Regions from separate parts of the Homo sapiens genome. Here all the other regions are linked to region 3. A link is a loop called in an ENCODE intact Hi-C map of the cell type or tissue named here. Cell type or tissue: dorsolateral prefrontal cortex. All regions are shown on one strand.

What was found. Hi-C counts contacts between places; a loop is a spot of excess contacts. Peaks named below come from ENCODE experiments on the same cell type or tissue, not always from the same donor. Only the 100,000 strongest peaks of a DNase experiment are listed, where the experiment ranks them.
Region 1: it touches region 3 in a loop (2.9-fold over the local background); 20 of 110 quality-filtered maps call a loop at or near these places.
Region 2: a loop joins it to region 3, with 7 times the contacts of the local background. A loop is called at or near these places in 19 of 110 quality-filtered maps.
Region 4: a loop joins it to region 3, with 4 times the contacts of the local background. A loop is called at or near these places in 27 of 110 quality-filtered maps.

Annotation. Positions count from the first base shown.
Region 1 is chr3:98,585,780-98,590,779 of GRCh38, reverse strand. CPOX (coproporphyrinogen oxidase) reads left to right here. Exons shown (of 7, transcript NM_000097.7): 3 at 38-148; 4 at 1,926-2,067. Among named protein-coding and RNA genes, the nearest start is that of CPOX, 5.3 kb to the left of the region's middle. In dorsolateral prefrontal cortex, a CTCF peak has its summit at 2,438 (motif pointing right); no DNase peak of the experiment used is centred here; H3K4me3 peaks cover 3,830 bases; H3K27ac peaks cover 4,771 bases.
Region 2 is chr3:98,186,776-98,191,775 of GRCh38, reverse strand. LOC105373998 (a long non-coding RNA gene) reads left to right here and starts at 2,918. Exons shown (of 3, transcript XR_924256.2): 1 at 2,918-3,002. LOC105373997 (a long non-coding RNA gene) reads right to left here and starts at 417. Exons shown (of 3, transcript XR_924254.3): 1 at 166-417. In dorsolateral prefrontal cortex, a CTCF peak has its summit at 2,980; no DNase peak of the experiment used is centred here.
Region 3 is chr3:98,327,616-98,332,615 of GRCh38, reverse strand. No RefSeq gene overlaps it. Among named protein-coding and RNA genes, the nearest start is that of OR5K4, 24 kb to the left of the region's middle. RefSeq lists enhancers at 2,870-2,989, 3,050-3,129, 2,681-3,417, 3,418-4,155. In dorsolateral prefrontal cortex, CTCF peaks have their summits at 2,700 and 2,900 (motif pointing right); a DNase peak (open chromatin) is centred at 2,905.
Region 4 is chr3:98,570,522-98,575,521 of GRCh38, reverse strand. It overlaps a transcript of CPOX not described here. Among named protein-coding and RNA genes, the nearest start is that of CPOX, 21 kb to the left of the region's middle. In dorsolateral prefrontal cortex, a CTCF peak has its summit at 1,893 (motif pointing right); no DNase peak of the experiment used is centred here; H3K27ac peaks cover 3,552 bases.

The DNA of each region.
Region 1 (5,000 bases), 260 kb before region 3:
ACTGAATATAGCTCATGACTCATATTTTACTTTCCAGGTAAATTGCCATTTTGTGCTATGGGCGTGAGCTCTGTTATCCACCCCAAGAATCCTCATGCTCCTACTATCCATTTCAACTACAGATACTTTGAAGTAGAAGAAGCTGATGGTAAGGGTCTCAGGAGCTACGGAAAGTACTGTCGTGCAAAATGTGCATTTTAAAACAGATAAGAGGGCATAACATCTAAAAGCGAGAAAGAATAGTCTTAATTAGGTCTTTCAGGAGGCAATGTAAAGGCAATTTCTTGGCAAGTGCAATGGATTATGCCTGAGACATGACAAGTAAGAATGGGGCCAGGCTTGGTGGCTCATACCTGTAATCCCAGCACTTTGGGAGGCTGAGGTGGGCAGATCACCTGAGGTTAGGAGTTTGAGACCAGCCTGGCCAACATGGTGAAATCTCCTCTCTACTAAAAATACAAAAACTTAGCTGGGCGTGCTGGCACGCACCTGTAGTCCCAGCTATTCGGGCAGCTGAGGTGGAAGAATCACTTGAACCTGGGAGGCGGAGGTTGCAGTGAGCGGAGATTGTGCCACTGCACTCCAGCCTGGGTGACAGAGCGAGACTCCGTCTCAAAAAAACAAAACAAAACAAAACAAAAAGAATGGTATTGACTGACTCTAACCTTCCCATATTTCCTCCAACATAGAAGGAATGAACCTGAACTTTAGTGTGCACCCAGAGTTCTTTGCAAACATAAATTCATTACATCTGAAGGAATACCTTATGTACGAGGTTAAATTGAAATTGAGAACTTGCTTTTGGAAAATATTTTACATATGCATAGCTTTGCTAGTCACCAGGGCATTAGCAGTGGGTTTAAAATGGGATGCAGTTGATCATGCCTCCTGTGCACATAGTTCCAGCCTGTCTTTTATCTGATACTAGATGTCAGAGTACATGTGCAGTGCCACACCTATTCTTATTGGTGTCTCTGTAGGTGATGGCATTTAAAGTCACTGCTTTAACTTTTCATTTTGAAGCCATTCAGCTTGGTTCAACCTTTTATGTTTAAAGTTGGTAACTGGTATTGACAACTCATGGACCTGTGAGCACATGAAACAGTTATTCTCAAGTGGTAAGTTACCTCAGCAAGTGTTTTTACTCTTTCTAGGAAAGGGGAGGGGTTGGCAATGGTTCTTAATACAAGGAGTGTCAGAATCTCCTGGGGAGTTTTATAAACTACAGATTCCTGGGCCAGAGATGTGTGTGTGTGTGTGTGTGTTTATTGTGATCTAGAAGAGCTATTTTAAGCTCGTCATGTGATTCTTATATACAGCCAGAGTTGCAATCCACTTCCTGATCCACCAGTGTACTGTTTTATCATTCACTGCCCTGCATATCATTCCTTGCAAGTTCCACTGTCTTTCTTTCTTTCTTCTTTTTTCTTGTTGTTTTGTTTTGTTTTATTTTGTTTTTTGAGATGGAGTCTCACTCTTGTTGCCCAGGCTGGAGTGCAGTGGCGCTATCTCAGCTCACTGCAACCTCCACCTCCTGGGTTCAAGTGATTCTCCTGCCTCAGCCTCCCGAGTAGCTGGGATTATAGGTGACCACCACACCCGGCTATGTTTTGTATTTTTAGTAGCAACGAGGTTTCACCATATATTGGCCAGGCTGGTCTCGAACTCCTGACCTCAGGCGATCTGCCTGCCTGGGCCTCCCAAAGTGCTGGGATTACAGGCATGAGCCACCTCGCCTGGCCGCTTTTACCTCTTTTTTTCTGCCTAGGCCTTACTGGTCTTCAGAGCTAAAATCAGTTAAAATTTTTTTTATTGTCATCCATTTTATGCTGAAAAAATTAAGCTGCTAAATTAAGTGTCCTAATATAGCCAGTAATGCTGAATCTCAAAAGTCCACATTAGAATCCCATGTCTTGATTTGGTAGGCAACAAGCAGTGGTGGTTTGGTGGTGGATGTGACCTCACTCCAACATACTTGAATCAAGAAGACGCTGTCCATTTTCACAGAACTCTGAAGGAGGCTTGTGACCAGCATGGTCCAGATCTCTACCCCAAATTTAAAAAATGGTAGGTAAAGTTACTGAACTTTCATGACCCCAAAATTACATTCTGTTCCTTCTGAAGGCAACTATTATGTCACTAAATACCCTCTTCTGCTTATGAAAATGGAACTAGTTTTCTTACTTTGCTCATCAGAAGAATTAGAATACTGGTTTTAAGTGGTTGTATTAAATTATTTACTTAGAAATATTTAATATAAATTGAGTAGTAATATCTTTTTATTCCAAATGATTTAGAATGGTAGACTATAAACTATAAGGTCATCTATGCTTGAGAATGAGAGGCTTTTTAATCTGGAGTGGGTTGTTAAATTCTTATTCCAGATGAGAATTATTATTCCTGATGTTGACTTGGGAATGTCTAAGGGCATTGGAAGGGTTGGAGAACCACTAGAGGGAGATGCCAACATACCAGAGATTTTGGCCAAGGGGAAAGAAGAATTGGAGAATTTGTTAAAGAAATTCTAATGATAAAATAAGAAAACAAACAAAAGTTGGGAGAAGACCCAGAATATTTGTTATCATCAAATGGAATCTTGGCACAAATTGTTTGGAATATGAGTAAAGTACTCAATTCTGCTTAGAGCCAATTGGCATTCTTGAAAAAGGAAGGACAAAGAATTTTTGTCTTTTTGCTTTGTTTTTAGAGCTAATAGTTGTGGAATGTTAATATTTATGCAAGAGTATGGAGTTCAGCTTTAAAATCGTCAGGAAAGATGAAACATTTGAATATTCTCTTGATTTAATATTACTACTGAAAACTACACAGCCATGGATGCATGCAGATACTGGTTTTTTGTTTGTTTTTTCCTCTCTCTCAGAACTTAGCATCCTTCCAGGAGGACTAATAGAGTAGACAGTTCTCTTTTTTGGTTCCTTTTTCTAGCTATTACTGAGATGACTTTAAGCAGTGTTAGGTAATAAAATATCTAGGATGGTAGCTAGTTAAAAAGAAGTTTTTAGTATAAATGCTTTGGTTTGAATATTTGTTCCCTCCAAAACTCATGTCGAAATTTAACCCCCAATCTGGCAGTATTAAGAGCTGGGGCCTTTAAGAGGTGATTGGGCAGAGCCCTGATGGATGGATTAATCCATTCATGCATTAATGGGTTAAATTCATGGGAGTGGGACTGGTGGCTTTATAAGAAGAGACCTAAGCTAGCACGTTCAGCCCCCCACCATGTGATGTTGTGCACTGCCTCAGGACTCTGCAGAGACCCCACCGGCAAGAACACTCATACTAGATGAAGCCCCTCAACCTTGGACTTCTCAGCTTCCATAACTTAAGAAATAAGTTCCTTTTATTTATAAATTATGCAGTTTCAGCTATTCTGTTGTAAGCAGCAGAACACTGACTAGGAAATAAGTAGATCACTTAATTTTGTAATGTTTTAAAGAGAGATTTTGAAATAGTATGATTTGGGTTAAAAACTGACTTTACAACTTTACTCAGGATATACTTTTTTAGACTATGTTAATAAAATGTGCATATAAAGAAGGCCAACAAGTCACGATTAAGGTGAATTCTACCTATGCGTCAGTTCTAGGGATTTGCATCTGTTGTTTTTTGTTGTTGTTGTTTAAGCAATTGAAGCTGTATTTAAGGTAACCTTTTAAATAGCTTTTAGTTTTTGTTTGAGCATGTTTTTCTATTTAAGGACCCTTATGCAGAGATTATCAAAAGAACTACTTTTAGGATATAAACTATTTTACAAGTTTAACAGTTAGGAAATGGCTTCTTTTTTGTTTGTTTGTTTGTTTGTTTGTTTGTTTTTTGAGATGGAGTCTCACTCTGTCGCCCAGGCTGGAGTGCAGTGGTGCGATCTCGGCTCACTGCAAGCTCTGCCTTCCGGGTTCACGCCATTCTCCTGCCTCAGCCTCCCGAGTAGCTGGGACTACAGGTGCCCACCACCACGCCTGGCTAATTTTTTGTATTTTTAGTGGAGACGGGGTTTCACCGTGTTAGCCAGGATGGTCTCGATCTCCTGACCTCGTGATCCGCCTGCCTCGGCCTCCCAAAGTGCTGGGATTACAGGCGTCAGCCACCGCGTCCGGCCCAGGAAATGGCTTCTTAGGAAACCTGTTCTAGTAGTCATAGAGGGGAAAAGACTCAAGAACAGATTAATAGTTTTATGTGCTGCCTCACAGGGTAAACTTTCATATGTCTGATATGACATATGAAATAATAAAAGATATCATCTGAACCTTTTTTTCCACCAACTTTTCCCTGTCTTTCATGCTATAGAACCATCAAATTTTATTTCTGAAAGAGACCTGAGAGATTGTTTATAGTACCTTCCTTTGGTGAATAAAGAACTCACTCAAGAGAGCTTGGATTTGCACCATGGTTGGTGTCATTGTTAGTGGAAGATTCCTGTCCTCCTGCCTCCTACAAAAGCAGCAGTGCTTCCGAAGGCAGCAGCTTATTCCAAGAAATACACTATCGATATTGGACTGTTTCTCTTTTCACTAAAGTTCTTAGAGTTTCACATCCTTTACAGAGACTTGTGTGAAATTGCCTGTTCGCCTTGAAAATAAGAGGATAAGCAGCCAGGCATGGTGGCTCACGCCTGTAATCCCAGCACTTTGGGAGGCCGAGGCAGGCAGATCACGAGGTCAGGAGATCGAGACCACCCTGGTTAACACAGTGAAACCCCGTCTCTACTATAAATACAAAAAATTAGCCAGGTATGGTGGTGGGCACCTGTAGTCCCAGCTACTTGGGACGCTGAGGCAGGAGAATGGCGTGAACCCGGGAGGCGGAGCTTGCAGTGATTCAAGATCGCACCACTGCACTCCAGCGTGGGGGACAGAGCAAGAGTCCGTCTCAAAAAAAAAAAGAAAAGAAAAGAAAAAGAGGATAAGCATTTTCTACCTTGGTGATATCTGCAAAAAATCTATCTGTCTAAAGTCCTCATTTCATTTTCATAGTTGGACAGC
Region 2 (5,000 bases), 140 kb after region 3:
TTTGGGTTCACGGATAAAACGTGTCTCCTGTGTCTCTACCAGAAAAGGAAGGGAACTGAAATTAAGAGAAGGGAGAGATTGAAGGATGGTGCCAAGATTGAAAGGAGAAAGAGATTGAGGGATAGTGAGAGAGGTTGGAGAAGAGAGTAAAAAGAGGCCACTTACCCAATTTAAAATTGGTGAGATATTCCTTGGACTGGTTGGTCTGAGGACCAGAGGTCGTAGGTGGATCTTTCTCATGTAGCAAAGAGCAGGAGGACCAGGGATTGATCTCCCAAGGGAGGTCCCCCGATCTGAGTCACGGCACCAAATTTCACATGGGTCTGTGTGAAGAGACCACCAAAGAGGCTTTGTGTGAGCAATAAAGCTTTTTAATCACCTGGGTACAGGCGGGCTGAGTCGGAAAAGAGAGTTAGCAAAGGGAGATAGGGATGGGGCTGTTTTGTAGGATTTGGGTAGGTAGTGGAAAATTACAGTCAAAGGGGGTTGTTCTCTGTCTGGCAGGGGTGGGGGTCACAAGGTGCTCAGTGGGGGAGCTTTTGAGCCAGGATGAGCCATGAGAAGGAATTTCACAAGGTAATGTCATCAGTTAAGGCAGGAACTGGCCATTTTCACTTCATTTGTCATTCTTCACTTGCTTCAGGCCATCTGGATGAATATGTGCAGGCTTGGGCTGAGAGGCCTGACAGGAAATGCCATCATAATATATTTTTTAAATTTTTTGATAGTGTAGAAAATATGCTGTGGGATGGGGAAATTGGACTAAGGGGTACTAATTAGAAACTTGTTACTAAGATCCCAGTGATCCCAATCAGATCACATATAAAAATGATCTGGGAGTGTGTTTTATGAAAAATATAGATTGTGAGAATTTAATGTAGAAATTGATTATTTCAGAAATGAGTTCTAGAAATCTGCATTTAAAAAATACCCTCAAGGTGATTCAAATGAGTGCTAGGTGTCTTGTCCAGGTGTGATATTACATTGGAAAAGATGGTAAGACAAAGAAAAAGATTCCAAAGAATCTAGAATGTAGATTCTCTAGTATTCTGTGACATATTTGGTGGGAAAGAAGTGGTAATAAACGAGACAAAAGTCACTTGGTGACTGGGTAATAGGTCATTAAATATTGAGGATGGGAACTCAGATGTGCTGGCAAGTTCTTGGAGTAAGCATCCTGCAGCCAACTAGGTGAGATCCAATCAGTAATATGAGTCTGTTAGAGCTTAATAGAAATAATTACTTGGAATCTTTGTGGTAGTCAAAGGTGTAGTTAATGATGTATCCACTGGAGAGTAACAAAGAAACAAAAAGAGTGGCAAGAAAATCAACTGGAGCAAGTTATGTTAAAGAGATAACAAAGTGGACATATGTCCTAGGAATGGCCAAGATGTGATCTTTTTTGCTATCCAAGTCTTGGTGGCTGTCAGAGGTTACCTACTGCTCTAGAAGCCAAAAGAACTAGAACTCATTTTTCCATTCTTCTTGTTTGTATAGTGAAGGGACCTGATCTAGGATGGCCAATGAAACACGCTGATCCTACATTCGGAATATGGAGAGAAAGAGAAAGGTTTTGGTTTCAAAAGCAGCCTGTGTACTCTTTATATCTAAAATAAAAGTTGAAATGCAAAACATTTTAAGAAGCATATTAAAAGTTTATGAAGGCAATGGAGGCCATTTATTAAATTGCCAACACCTGGAACCCCTTTCTACCACATGCGTTTTGGTGGCAGACAAAGAATTTCACCTAGATTTGTTTAATCAAAGCCACACTACATACAGTTGGATATAGAGAGATAGAGACAAATGTACATGGACAACAAAAAAAATAGTGCAAATGCAGTTGAGGCAAAAACATTAAGATCCCAGCATGTGCATCCTGTATCTACAACAATGCCATTGAAAGTATGAGCTGTGTCATTGGAAGTACAGCAGCGGAAACAGCCACTCATGAAGTTCCTGTTGGGAAAGGATTTGGGCTGCTGGCTGGCTGCTTTACTTCCTTGTGTTCCTGCCATTATTTTCTAGCTGATTTCTCCACCTTCCCTACCATTTCTATACTGGAATCAATATCCATTCAATAACATTTTACATTGCAACCCAAAGCCCTAGATGTTCAAAAGTGTAACAAAAGAGATAGTAGAAAAGGGTACTGAACAGAGTGATCAAGGGAAGAAGCAGGAGAGAACTAGAAAGCTGAGTGTTGTGGATGGACATAAAGAGAGGTAAGATCAGTGTGACCAAGTGAAGCACAGGGAAAAATGACAAAATAAATGCCCTAGAGGACAAGGAGTGCAGGGAATTCGCTGTGTATACAAATGAAGTAATTTTTAGTGGCCTTAGTGAGAGGAGTTTCCCTTATGTAATAGAATAAAAGTCAGCAATACAAAGTGAAGGGGAAACAAGTAGCCCAGCAGTGAGGGGATGAGGTACAGTACTCTACGACATGTGGAGAATAATTGGCATTTGTCTGCTGCTCATAAACTAATGTTTTTTTCTCCAGTACAATATTTAAGAAAAAGTTATCAAAAGTAAAGATTGACAAGTGAAAGGAAAAAAGGCATAGGAAATGTGGAAATGGAAATTTGCCTAGGTGAAATAAAACAAGGAGAAAAAAATTAGTCACAGAATAATCACATCATAGATGGTAAATGCGAGAAAGACAAGTCAGTAAAGAAGGAGACAGAAAGAAGTACCCTGGTGTTCTTCCACTCATCAGAGCCGTATCATTTTGGCACATTGGCTGGGAAAGGAAATTCATTCATCAGACTGGTGAGTATGGAGTGGATCTCAACTTTAAATCTGATCTTTAATTTTAGGGCACTCTTCCAGCTATCCTGTTGCCAAACTTTCTTTCTCTTTCTATCTACAGTCTCTTAACCCTGTCTCTGCGTGTCTAATGTGCAGGAATCTTTACAGTTCAAGGAAACAGGTCTGTTAGAAAAGATCACAAATCACATCAGGCAGTAACTCAATAAACATCTCTCTCTACAGTTTCTCTGGTGAGCACATGGTATTTCTAAGCCACCTAGCGGAAATAAAAATCCTCTACATGAGGCACACTTTGTTCCTCTTTTTTCATGGTAACACCGCAGCTTCCTTTTACACTGTTAGACATCAGGCTCTGGGCCTCTTATGGGAAGGGGATGGTTCTGCCTTTAGCAGAGAGGATTAAGATGTCTTCTGTAGCCAAATGTTAGTCTTGATATTGTCCCCCTCACAGGAAAATGGCCATTTGGTTCCTACATTCCCTTAAGGCACCTATTCTGTCCCCTATTAAGACAGTACTTAAATTAATAAGGGGATTTTAAGTCTGAAAGTTAACTGGAACGATTCTTCTATGGGTAAATGCTTTAGCATGGGCTATAACAGCAGGATTTAGAGTTCAATCCAGCACACCCCCTCCCTTAAACGGGCCTTGCCCAATTACGTGATTTTTCTTGAAATCCATTTATTTTTTTTTTTTTTTTTTGGAAAGCACACAGGTCACACAAGTCTAGGAGGTCAAAGGGAAATAAAAGGAAGAGGACTAAGGCTCCTTGGGGACAGCATGACTATGGCCCAAAAGTTTAGTTCCTCTGGTGTCATGCTTTGGAGGGTCATGCCTGCAGTCATGGGCGGCACATTGAAATGGGTGCCTGGATTCAGGATCCAAGGAGAGAAAATAGTTGGGGGGATGTGCTCTACTGGATCACATACCAAAATGAAGGAGACTAAAAGAATGCTTTTATTCTCTCTTCTTTTTCTAAATGGGTAACAGATCATCTTCAATATGCACTCCCCTGGAGTGTATTTTGAAGCACTGGGACTCCTTTGACCTTAAACTTTGAAGAAAAAGTGGCTTATTTTCTTTTGCACAAGGGCATGGCCTTTCTTACTACACCTTTGTAAGTGTTGCAAAATTAACCCAGCTCTTTTAGCAATCATATCAGGCAGTCATAAAGAGAATAATTCCCCAAAATTACAGGAGCAAGTTCCAGGGAAACCATCTGAGGATTCCCTTGTTTGGAGCTCCTTCAAGTTCCCTTCTCATTTCAGGACCTTAGACAAGTAAAGGGAGACTTAGGCTGATTTTCTGACTCTGATAGGTATACAGAAGCTTTCCAAAATTTACCTCTCGTATTTAACCTCTCATGGAGGAATGTTATGCTGCTCCTAAGCCAAACCCTAACTGCAGCTAAAACAGGCAGGTCTGCAAGCAGAAGAGTGTTTTGAAGATAAGCAATATGCCTCCTACAGTAGGCTAAAAGAAAAAAGAGAAAATAGAGAAGGCAAAGAAATAGGGGAAACACGATTTCCAGTAGGAAAAGAGGCAATACGTCTTAACAACCCTAATGGAACTCCTTTCTATGGCGTTTTCCTTCTTTCATGGTTTAAAATGGCTTCTATCTCTTTTTTAATGTTCTTCCAATCTGGAAAAAAACCTTAAAACACTTGGCTTAGAGTTGAGCTAGGTGGGAAGAAACCGAGAAGCCTAATATGCTGGCAAAAGTTTAAAAATTTCTTACCAGTTGGGCTTTTGAATTCTCTCTCCCTGTGCAAGCCGGTAAAAGGGATAATAAGGATCATTGTTTATCTCTGTAAATTTATAATTAATGACAAAAGATTTGTGAGATTGTTCTTAAGCTGTAGACTATCTGGTATGCTTTGCATCTCTTTCTGTATGGTTCTGTCAAAGAAAACACATTTTACTTCAGGATGCAGGCCAAGGACCCCATAAGCCTACTGTTTGAGCCAACCCAACAAAACGGTCAGTAACAAAGTTGGCTACAAACCTCCGTCTTGTTTCATGTCTTTGGGAACATGACCTGTAACCGCATGGCAATACTGTGTTTTAGTCTCCGCCATTTTACAATGGTGGCTGTCTTCTTGTGCTAAGTCAGTTCCTGGGTAAGGGCCACAAAATCAGATAAGCCAGTTTGTCAATCTGGGTGGTGCCAGTTGGTCCATCAAGGACAGGGTTTACAAAACATCATAAACACTGGTCTCAAGAGCAGTTT
Region 3 (5,000 bases):
GTATATTCAGCTGCCTGCTTTACATCTCTATGTAAATGTCTAATAGGCATCTCAATTTTTTTCCGGGCCAAACCCGAGCTTCTCTATAATTGCCACCCCTTAATATTTCTCCTGTATCTTCTCCATTTAAAAAATAATGGTGATTTCATTTTTCCAGTTTTTTCCATTTTCCAGGTGATTTCATTTTTCCAGAACAATGCCTGATACATAATAAGGATTGACAAAGAATAACCTTGGTTTCCATATCCCAGGACTATGGTTTGAATACAAGCTAACCAGAACCAAACTGAATTTTTTAATAACTGATAATAGTAAAAGAGAAGCATGCTTTGTGGGTGAAGAAAAGCTGAAGCCCAGGTCTGAAATGTTAAGACTCCTACACTCACTAATACCTTGTCCAGACCGCAAATGCTATACGAAAGACAGTGTGTGATTTTACTCTATGTTGTCGTTTCTGATTGTGCCTACTTGGATCTTCTCTTTTTCTTTGTTAATCTAGTTAGGGGTCTATCAGTCTTAATTATTCATCTGAAGAATGAACTCTTGGTTTCATTGACCTTTTGTGTGGATTTTTGCATCCCAAATTCATTAAGTTCTCTAATTTCACCTACTTATTTTCTGGTGCTGGCTTTGGAATTGGTTTGTTCTTGTTTTTCTAGTTCCTTTAGGTGCAAAGTTAGATTGTTAATTTGAGACCTTTCTGACTTCTTGATGAAGGCATTTAAGGCTGTAAACTTTTTGGGTGGATCCCAGTGATTTCGGTAAGTTGTGTCCCTATTTTTGTTTATTTTAAAGAACTTCTTATTTCTGCTTTAATTTTGATGTTCACCCAAGAATTTTCAGGAGTAAGTTGTTTAATTTCCAGATATTTGTGTCGTTTTGAGAGATCTTTTTAGTACTGATTTTCTTTTTATTGCACTGTTGTCCAAGAGTACACTTTGTACAATTTCATTTTTTTGGTTTATTGAGGTTTGCTTTATGACAGAGTATATGGTTGATCTTAGAATATGTTCCATGTGCAGATGAGAAGAATCTATACTCTGTGGTTTTTGGGTGAAGTATTCTATAGATGACTATTAGGTCTAATTGGTCAAGTTTTCAGTTTAAGTCCGGAGTTTCTTTGCTTGCTTTTTGCTTGATGATCTAACACTTTCAATGTGGGTGTTGAAGTCTCCCACTATTATTGTGTGATTGTCTAGGCCTTTTTGTAGGCCAAGAAGAAGTTTCTTATGAATCTGGATGCTCCAATGTTGGGTGCATACATATTTAGACTAGGTAAGGCTTCTTGTTGGTTTGTACCTTTTATCATTATACAATGCCCTTCATTCTCTTTCTTAATTTTTATTGGTTTAAAGTCTGTTTTATGTGATATAAGAATAACAACTCCTGCTCTTTTTTTTTGTTTTCTGTTTGCATGGTAGATCTTACTCTGCCCTTTTAATTTGAGCCTGTGGGTGTCATTACCTATAAGATGGGTCTCTTGAAGACAAGAGATGGTTTTTTGACTTTTAATTCAACCTGCCACTCTGTGTCTTTTCAGTGGCGTGTTTAGCACATTTACTTTCAAGGTTAGTATTGGTATGTGTGATTTTGAACCTATCATTGTTTTGTTAGCTGATTGCTATTTAAACTTTATTGTGCAGTTGCTTTACAGTGCCTGTGGGCTATGTGTTTAAGTGTGCTTTTGTGGTAACTGGTGTCATTCTTTCAAATCCATGTTTAGCACTCCCTTAAGGATCTCTTGTAAGGCTGGTCTCGTTTAAATATATTACCTTGGCATTTGCTTGTCAGAGAGGATTTTATTTCTCTTCAATTATGAAGCTTAGTTTGTCAGGATATGAAATTCTTGGTTAGAATTTCTTTTCTTTACAGACACTGAAAATAGGTCCTCAGTCTCTTCTGGCTTGTAAGGTTTCTACCGAGAGGTCTACTGCTAGCCTGATGCTGTCCCTTCTGTAGGTGACCTACTGCTTATCTCTGGCTGACTTTAAGATGATTTCTTTTGCATTGATTTTAGTGAATCTGATAACTGTGTGTCTTGGGGATTCTCGTCTTGTACAGTGTCTGGCTGGGATTCTCTCTATTTCTTGGATTTGCATGTCAACCTCTTTGGTGAGATTAGGAAAGTTTTCATGGACTATCTCCTCAAGTATATTTTTCAAAGTTGCTTATTCTCTCTCCTTCTCTCAGGAATGCTGATGAGTTCTAGATTTGGTCTATTGCATAAAGCATATGTCTTGGAGGTTTTGCTCATTTTTCTTAATTCTTTTTGCTTTATTTTTGTCTGACTGAGTTGATTCAAAGACCCAGTCTTTGAGCTCTGAGATTCTTTCCTCACCTGGATCTGTTTTGCTGGCAATACTTTCAATTATATTATGAAATTCTCATAGTGAATTTTTCAGCTCCAGAAGTTTACTTTGGGTCCTTCTTAAAATGGGGATTTCATCCTTTAGCTCTTGAATCATTTTACTGTATTCCCTGGCTTCTTTGGATTGAGTTTCAATGTTCTCTCAATCTAGATAAGCTTCCTTGCCATTCAGATTATGAATTCAATGTATGGTCATTTCAGACAATTTAGGCTAGTTAAGAATCATTTCTGGGGAGATAGTAAGGTCATTTGGAGGTAAGGGGATATTCTGGCTTTTTGAATTGCCAGAGTTCATGTACTAATTCTTTATCATCTAGAAGTGGTGGTATTCCTTTAATTTTGGTATAAAGTGAATATACCAAATTGGCTTAGTTTCTGGAAGTTTTCAGAGGGCTAAGGCTCTGAATAGGATCTCTTGCTGAGACAGGATCTCTTGCTGAATAGGATCTGTTGAATTCTTGCTCTTAGTTTCTCCGGGAGGGAGAATAATTTTTGGTGGTGTGGTTAGGGATGTGATCCAGCAGATGGCGCCTGAAGGCAATGGACAGTAAACAGGCTTTAGTCATGCAGTTCCTTTGTGTATCTTCACGTTTTTTTATCTGTTCTGTGGTGCAAGGGAAGAGCTGTGATCCCCTCACCAGGTCTGCTCGTGGGCCTTGGGAAGTCACCTCCGATTGCTGGCACTCTGCCTAAGATTTTTGTTGTTGTCATTGTTGTTGCTAAGTCTTTCAGGCCATGGGGCTCCCTTAGGGAGAGGCCAGGTAGGGAGATAGGCTGCACCCTTACCAGACCAGCCCTGTGGAGCCAGACACAGCTAGGTCCCACACCAGCCTTCGAATCTGTGCAACTCAGCCCTCTCAGTCTTCCGAGAGAGTGTGGGATCCTCCTCCTTTCAAGTGCAAAGCACAGATTCCACCTTGGCACTCCTGAGCCCACATCCTTGGGGCGCCAGGACCTGTTCTCAGCTCCCTCCTTCGGATGCTCAGGGTTGGGTTCCAGGTGTGGTGCGTGATTGCAATGGCTCCCAGCTGGAACGCACTCAGGTGGAGCAAAGCATCTAGGCTGGGTAGTGGAGGTTGCACTGTGTAACTGCTCCTTCCAGGCAGCCAGGCAGGGGCTCTGGGAGGGTCTGGTGCTCAGTCAGCCTGCAGAACAGATGTGCCCCAGGCCCACGGGGAAGCAGGCCCTGCTTTCTCCCAGGGGTTACCTGGGGCTAGACTTTCTCAGAGGCAGACAGGCAGCCCTGGCTGGTGGGCTTTCATGACTGGGTTCTGCTGGAGCTAACCTGTGCTCTGCTCCATCTAATCTCTGAGAGATCCCCCTTGCCAGCTCACACATCCTAGGGGTGTGGGGCCCCTGTATTAGGTTCCCAGAGGTTTGTGGTGAGAGTGGGCAGTCCTCCAGTCCTCTCACGCACCGCTTCCTCAGGTGCTGTTCAGGGCTGGGAACCAGTTATAACATTCAGGCATCCCATGAGGAGTTCCCAGCTCCCTCCCTCTTCAGCCTCAGCAACTGCATCTTTTCTGTATCCATATTTGGCATTTTCTCTGCAAATAATCTGTTCAAATTATGTTGGTGTAGTTGAAATCATTGTCTTTTCCTGTGGGAGTAGCACTTCAGCTCCATCTAGTTGGCCACCTTGGTAAAACCTAAATTTTTAAAAATTAAATACCTTTTACTGTGCCAAATAGCCTTCAGGAAAGGGAAACTGGAATCAGGCACACTAACAAGGAAACTTAGTTACTATTGTCCAATGTGTCTCAGACAAGATTATATATCAGAATAAACTGGGTACCTTTTTTTGTGCAAAATATGGATTATAAGGTATTACTGTAGAAATAGTAGTTCAACAAGGAGGCCTAAAAGTCTCCATTTTTAACATGCTCCCCAGGTGACTCAAATGCATGCAAAGTGCTTAGTCCTTGTGTGATATGACTTTGGGGGTGATAAGGAGGACAAGGCAATAGATTCAAAAGAATTTAAAATGTAGTGTCATAAGGACTTAATGACATTTTGGATATGTAGGGGGTGACCAATGAAGGAGAATGGAATTATATGGGCTGGGCAGATGGCCATCAAAAACGCAGATTGAGAGCTCAGATGCATTGGCAAATTTGTGGAAGGAGAATGTAAAAAGTAAAGCAGAGGTTCCTCTTCAAAGACTTTCCTCCCCGTCTAATTAGGAATAAATAGTAACTTCTCTTAGAAGCAAAATGTATTCAAAGACCTGTGCTAACATTCTTAAATATCTGCTAGCCATAATAAAGAAATCAACGTACTTTATGTTCTTAGCTTCCACAATTTAGCCTAAATATTTGCCCTGGCATACTTATACTGGTCCAAGCAAGCGTTAGGTCATAGCCTGTTCCTCTTCCTTATTTAAAAGTGTTTTTACCTTTCTCAACATTCCACAAGTGACTTCCTCCTTTCTTTGTTCTCCTCTACCTTTGCCTCTTTTAAAAAGTTCTAAGTTGCTAGCCAATCGGGACAAATACAGAATGTGAGGTCCTGTTCCAGCCCACGGAAACCCGACACAGCAGTAGGGTGGATGCGTCAGGATGCATCTCCTTTTTTTGGTGTACTCTTGTGGCAGAACTGCTGGTGAGTGTACCGTTTCTACAGGAAGTAAAAA
Region 4 (5,000 bases), 240 kb before region 3:
GGTGCCCGGCCTACAAGTGGTTTTATACTGGATATTCACTAACATATACCAGCAGAGCAAGGTAGTTGAACTGCATTTCCTCTTCCGATCAGTGTAGCCAGCTCTATTCTAGATCTTAAGCTCATTCAAACAGTATTTTCAATAATTCTTTTACTGTTAATCCCTTCATATTTCAAAATGCGTTTGAACATAAAACTTGTCATAATCCAAGCCATCATGGTTTCAATAGGTTGATGCAAATACAGCCACTTAGGAAAGTAAATTGACTTTGCAGTCATTTAGAGTTGCAACACTGACTCTGTCATGGATGTGTTTTCTTATGAGATGGTTGAGAGGTATCAAAGTTCACAAAGCTGTACTGGCTGAATGCCTCTTATGTAATAGCAAGTGAATAATGCTTTCATAAATAAAAGTCTTTATAGCAATTTATCTATGCTCAGATCGGTTCAAGATTGCTTCCATTTTCTGACTTGATGAGGGAGACAGGCTTTTAGAATCTGTTCCACACCTGCTGCTTGACATTCTTCTAACCATTAGTATAATATACAAATCCACAATTTCTTGTAGTTCAAACTGTAGTTTATTAAAAATAACTAGTTCAGATGTCCTCAAAGACCATTTAAATTAATACTACCTGAATACAGGCTGGGCACGGTGGTTCATGCCTCTAATCCCAGCACTTTGGGAGGCCGAGGTGGGTGGATCACCTGAGGTCAGCAGTTCAAGACCAGCCTGGCCAACATGGTGAAACCCCATCTCTACTAAAAATACAAAAATTAGCCAGGCGTGGTGATGGGCGCCTGTAATCCCAGCTCAGGAGGCTGAGGCAGGAGAATCGCTTGAACCTGGGAGGCAGGGGGTGCAGTGAGCCAAGATCGTGCCACTGCACTCCAGCCTGCGCGACGGCGCGAAACTCTGTCTCAAAAAAAACCAAAAACCAAAAAACTACCTTAATACAAATTCTGCTGAAAGTACTTTTTGTTTTTTAATGTGTACTTGATCTTATGTGCTATTCAACGTGAGTGTGGTGCTTAAAAATAATGTATTCCTAAGAAGCAAAAATAAGGACCTACTTTCATCTTTACCTCTCTGCCACCCACCCCGACTCTTCATCTTAGTAATGTGTGGGAGATATGGTATCTCCCCAAACAGCAAGAGGCAGTCTTCAGCTGACGTGCCCTCGTGTGTGGAACAAAGACAAGCCATCGTTGCTGTGCCCTATCAGAATCCCTGACTCACAGAATCTGTGAATGTGATAAAATGGTTGCTGTTTATATGTCATTAAGCTTGGAGTGGTTTGCTAAACAGTAATAGATAATTGAAGCAGATTAAATGTCATTAACAAAAACGAGAAGAGCAGTTTTGAGGTGCTTGAAATGCTTGCAAGCTACCTGTACCAGTATTTAGAGATGTGAACTCAGGAGAGCTCAGTCTAGAAACACAAGTCTACCAATTTTGTAAAAGTGATAATTGAAGAAGTGGAAGAAGGTAAGCCACCCAAGGAAGTGCATGCAGTGTAATAAAAGAGCATCACAGACCGAACTGGGGGCAGAGAAATGAACACGGGATGAGGTATCAGGAAAGACAGCTAGAAGCAGCTATCTGAACAAATAGAATAGGAGGAAGGAAATTTAAAGAGACAAGTGGGATGTGATTGTAATAAAGGCTCAAATATTACAATGGTTGTTTCCAAATAGAAGATGTTAACATGATCTATACTCTATGTTAATATGTTTAATAAATTGGGATTTAAGTTAACACTTAAAAATGATCCTAGTTTATACATTATCAAGGTCTTCTCAGATACTAAAATTTAGATGATAAAATTATCTCCATTAACATACCAGGTTGTGTCTTCAGTTTCTCAAGAATATGAAATTCTTGAAAGAACCAGTAGGTGGAGCAGAAAATCTAATCTGCAGGGGGTTTTTTGTTTGTTTTTTTTTGGCAGGGAGTGGAGGAGGAGAAAGTAAAGAAAAGCAAGGAAGGAGGGAGAATGAAAAAGTGCTGGGAGGAAGAAGGAGAAACGAGAGAGAAGAGGTGGAGAACAGGACAGAAAAAGAGGAGAGGCAAAGAAGGAGGGAAATGAGAAAATTATTTGAAATCTGACTCTTGTTGAACTATGCTGTTGTTGGACAGATTATCTAAAGGAGTTATTACATATTTAATCAAGCATGGCTAATTTGACTATGCTGTTTATGTCTTGTCAAATGTCTCCACTGTGTTTCATGTCTCACTTTATGATTGGGAGATTCTGAAGTTGGCAATGTCTACAATTCCAGTAATGTTGAATGTCTAAATGCTTAGCATCTGAGTTCCTTGGCCATCTCTGAACTGCGAGTTGCCTGAGAAAATGTGAACATTTTTGTCTGAGAATGAATAATGTTAATTTGACTCTCAGAGGAAACATAATTCTAAAAAGATTGAGGACTATTCATCTAAATGTGTGTATTCAATTTAGAGTTTATACCCCAGGGGGTGTGTGTGATTCAGTGAAGACAGGTAGGAAAACATTTTTATCATTTCAAAAGCTCTGTTTGTGTGTAATTTTATTATGTCTACAATACATTAATTTAATTATGTGGGTATTTCACAAATACACACATTTTGGGTGTAAAAAAATCAGCAGCTTGTAATTGAAAAATTGCTTATTCAAATAGTGTATACGTTTTTACAATTTGATGGACTAAAAATGAAAGTGGAGAAGAAAGCAGAATGTCTTGATAAACCAAAGAAAGAATATAATGACCATAAAGCTTGGCTTCTTACCTCTGGCCGGAGTTACAGGGCAGGAAGTGAAAGGATGCTAATTTCCCATTGGTTTTAGAGAAAACTAATGGACACTGTCTAAAGAAATGGAGAATGAAGATGTTAAATACAGTATAGTAAAGGTAATCAGTAGACTAGAAATATAAACCAAACTTAAGTGAGAGACTTTAAACTACAAATTTAGAAAATAACAAGAACCATATGATAAAGCTATAGCAAACATACCCATCCTATCAATCAATAAAAAATGGCATACATATCAATAAATAAAAGTTTCATAACATACTGTTAAAATATTTCAAGTGGGACCATAAAGAAATAGATGCTATAAAAAACAGATACCTTTAAGACAAAATACTTCAGAAAGTAAAAAATGATAGCTATACCAGGCAAGTACAAACTTAAAAAAATGAAGGAGTTATGATACTCATATCAGCCATTATGGAATTCACATCTAAAAGCATAACATAAGAAAAAGAAGAGTACTTAAAATGTGAATGTAAAACGCTATAAATATCAATGGACCAAAGTACATAACTATATTCACAAGGAGAAAAAAATCCAGGAGCTAGACTGATGCACACTTGTAGTTGTTGAATTATTTCACTCAGTCCCTGACAGAGCAAGTCAGGGGAAGCACATTAAAGATGTAGAAGATGTAAATTACATGAGTAACAAAGTGTCTCTAACTTATATATATTTTGAACTCTGAACCCTGAAAATAGAGACAACCCTTCCAAGTACCTAGGGACATTCATAAAAATTGACAAAATTCTTTTCTAAATTACAAACTCCATAAGAAATTTTAAAAAACAGAAACTATACTGACAATATTCTCTATAATACAACAAGACAAAAATGAACAAGCAAATAAAAAACTAAAAACTCCAACATCTTGTAAATTACAACAGCTTTTTTTCTTAGCCCAGTCTTGGATCAAAGAGGAAATATAAACCAAAATTACTCATATCTAGGAAATACTGATAATATAAACAATACCTACTACACCCTATGAGACATAACTAATACAGCGTTTTCTTTTTTTTCTTTTTTCTTTTTTTTTTTGAGACGGAGTCTCGCTCTGTCGCCCAGGCTGGAGTGCAGTGGCGGGATCTCGGCTCACTGCAAGCTCCGCCTCCCGGGTTCACGCCATTCTCCTGCCTCAGCCTCCCAAGTAGCTGGGACTACAGGCGCCCGCCACTACGCCCGGCTAATTTTTTGTATTTTTAGTAGAGACGGGGTTTCACCGTTTTAGCCGGGATGGTCTCGATCTCCTGACCTCGTGATCCGCCCGCCTCGGCCTCCCAAAGTGCTGGGATTACAGGCGTGAGCCACCGCGCCCGGCCACAGCGTTTTCTTAAAGCCTTAAATATTTATATTGATAAAGAAGGAAAAATGAAAATAAACTATTTCTCAATCAAGAAATTTTACAAGACAACCAAGCAAACTGAAGAAAAGGAAAAAGAGAAATTAGCAGGCAGAAACAAGATAAGGATCTTCAGTATCACTACTATTATTCAATATTGTATTAGAGATGCTAAGCTAATAAGTTTAGACAAGAGAAAGAATTAGAAATACAAAGATTAGAAAAGAAGAGGTAAAATTGTAATGATAAAATCTAGAAGCAACCCAAGTTTAATAAATGGAAGAATAGATAAATAAATTCTGGTATATTAATAAAATGAAATGCCCTAGACTCATGTTATGTGTATATAAATTATAGAACTGGGAAAATTAATATGGATGAATATCACAGACATTGAGTGAAGATAAAATAACCTGCAGAACAATACATGCAATGTGGTTCCATTTGTACAAAATTCAAAAGATGCAAAGCTAGGCCATAGGCTATTTAAAGATACACATAAGTGATAAAACTAATGAAAAGCTAATGACAAATACCAAATTCAGGTGAATGGAGAATGGAACTGAGGCAGGATTCACAGATGGCTTCAAAGTTCTTAGTAGTGTTCTACAGCTGGATTCTGATATACAAGTGGCCATTTCAACATTTCAATATATTAATAGGATATTTCTTAGTATCCTCATATTTTATAAATATTAATGTGTATATCAAGTATTTAATTAAAATCTTTTAAGCTATGATCAGAAAAACTCTTACTCTGATACTAACATTCACTTCTGTGGGTTTTCTTGTTGGCATCCTGATACATGTTTCTTTAAAAATCAAGTATTTTTCCCACGTATTTAAATTAGTGTGTATGCTTTGT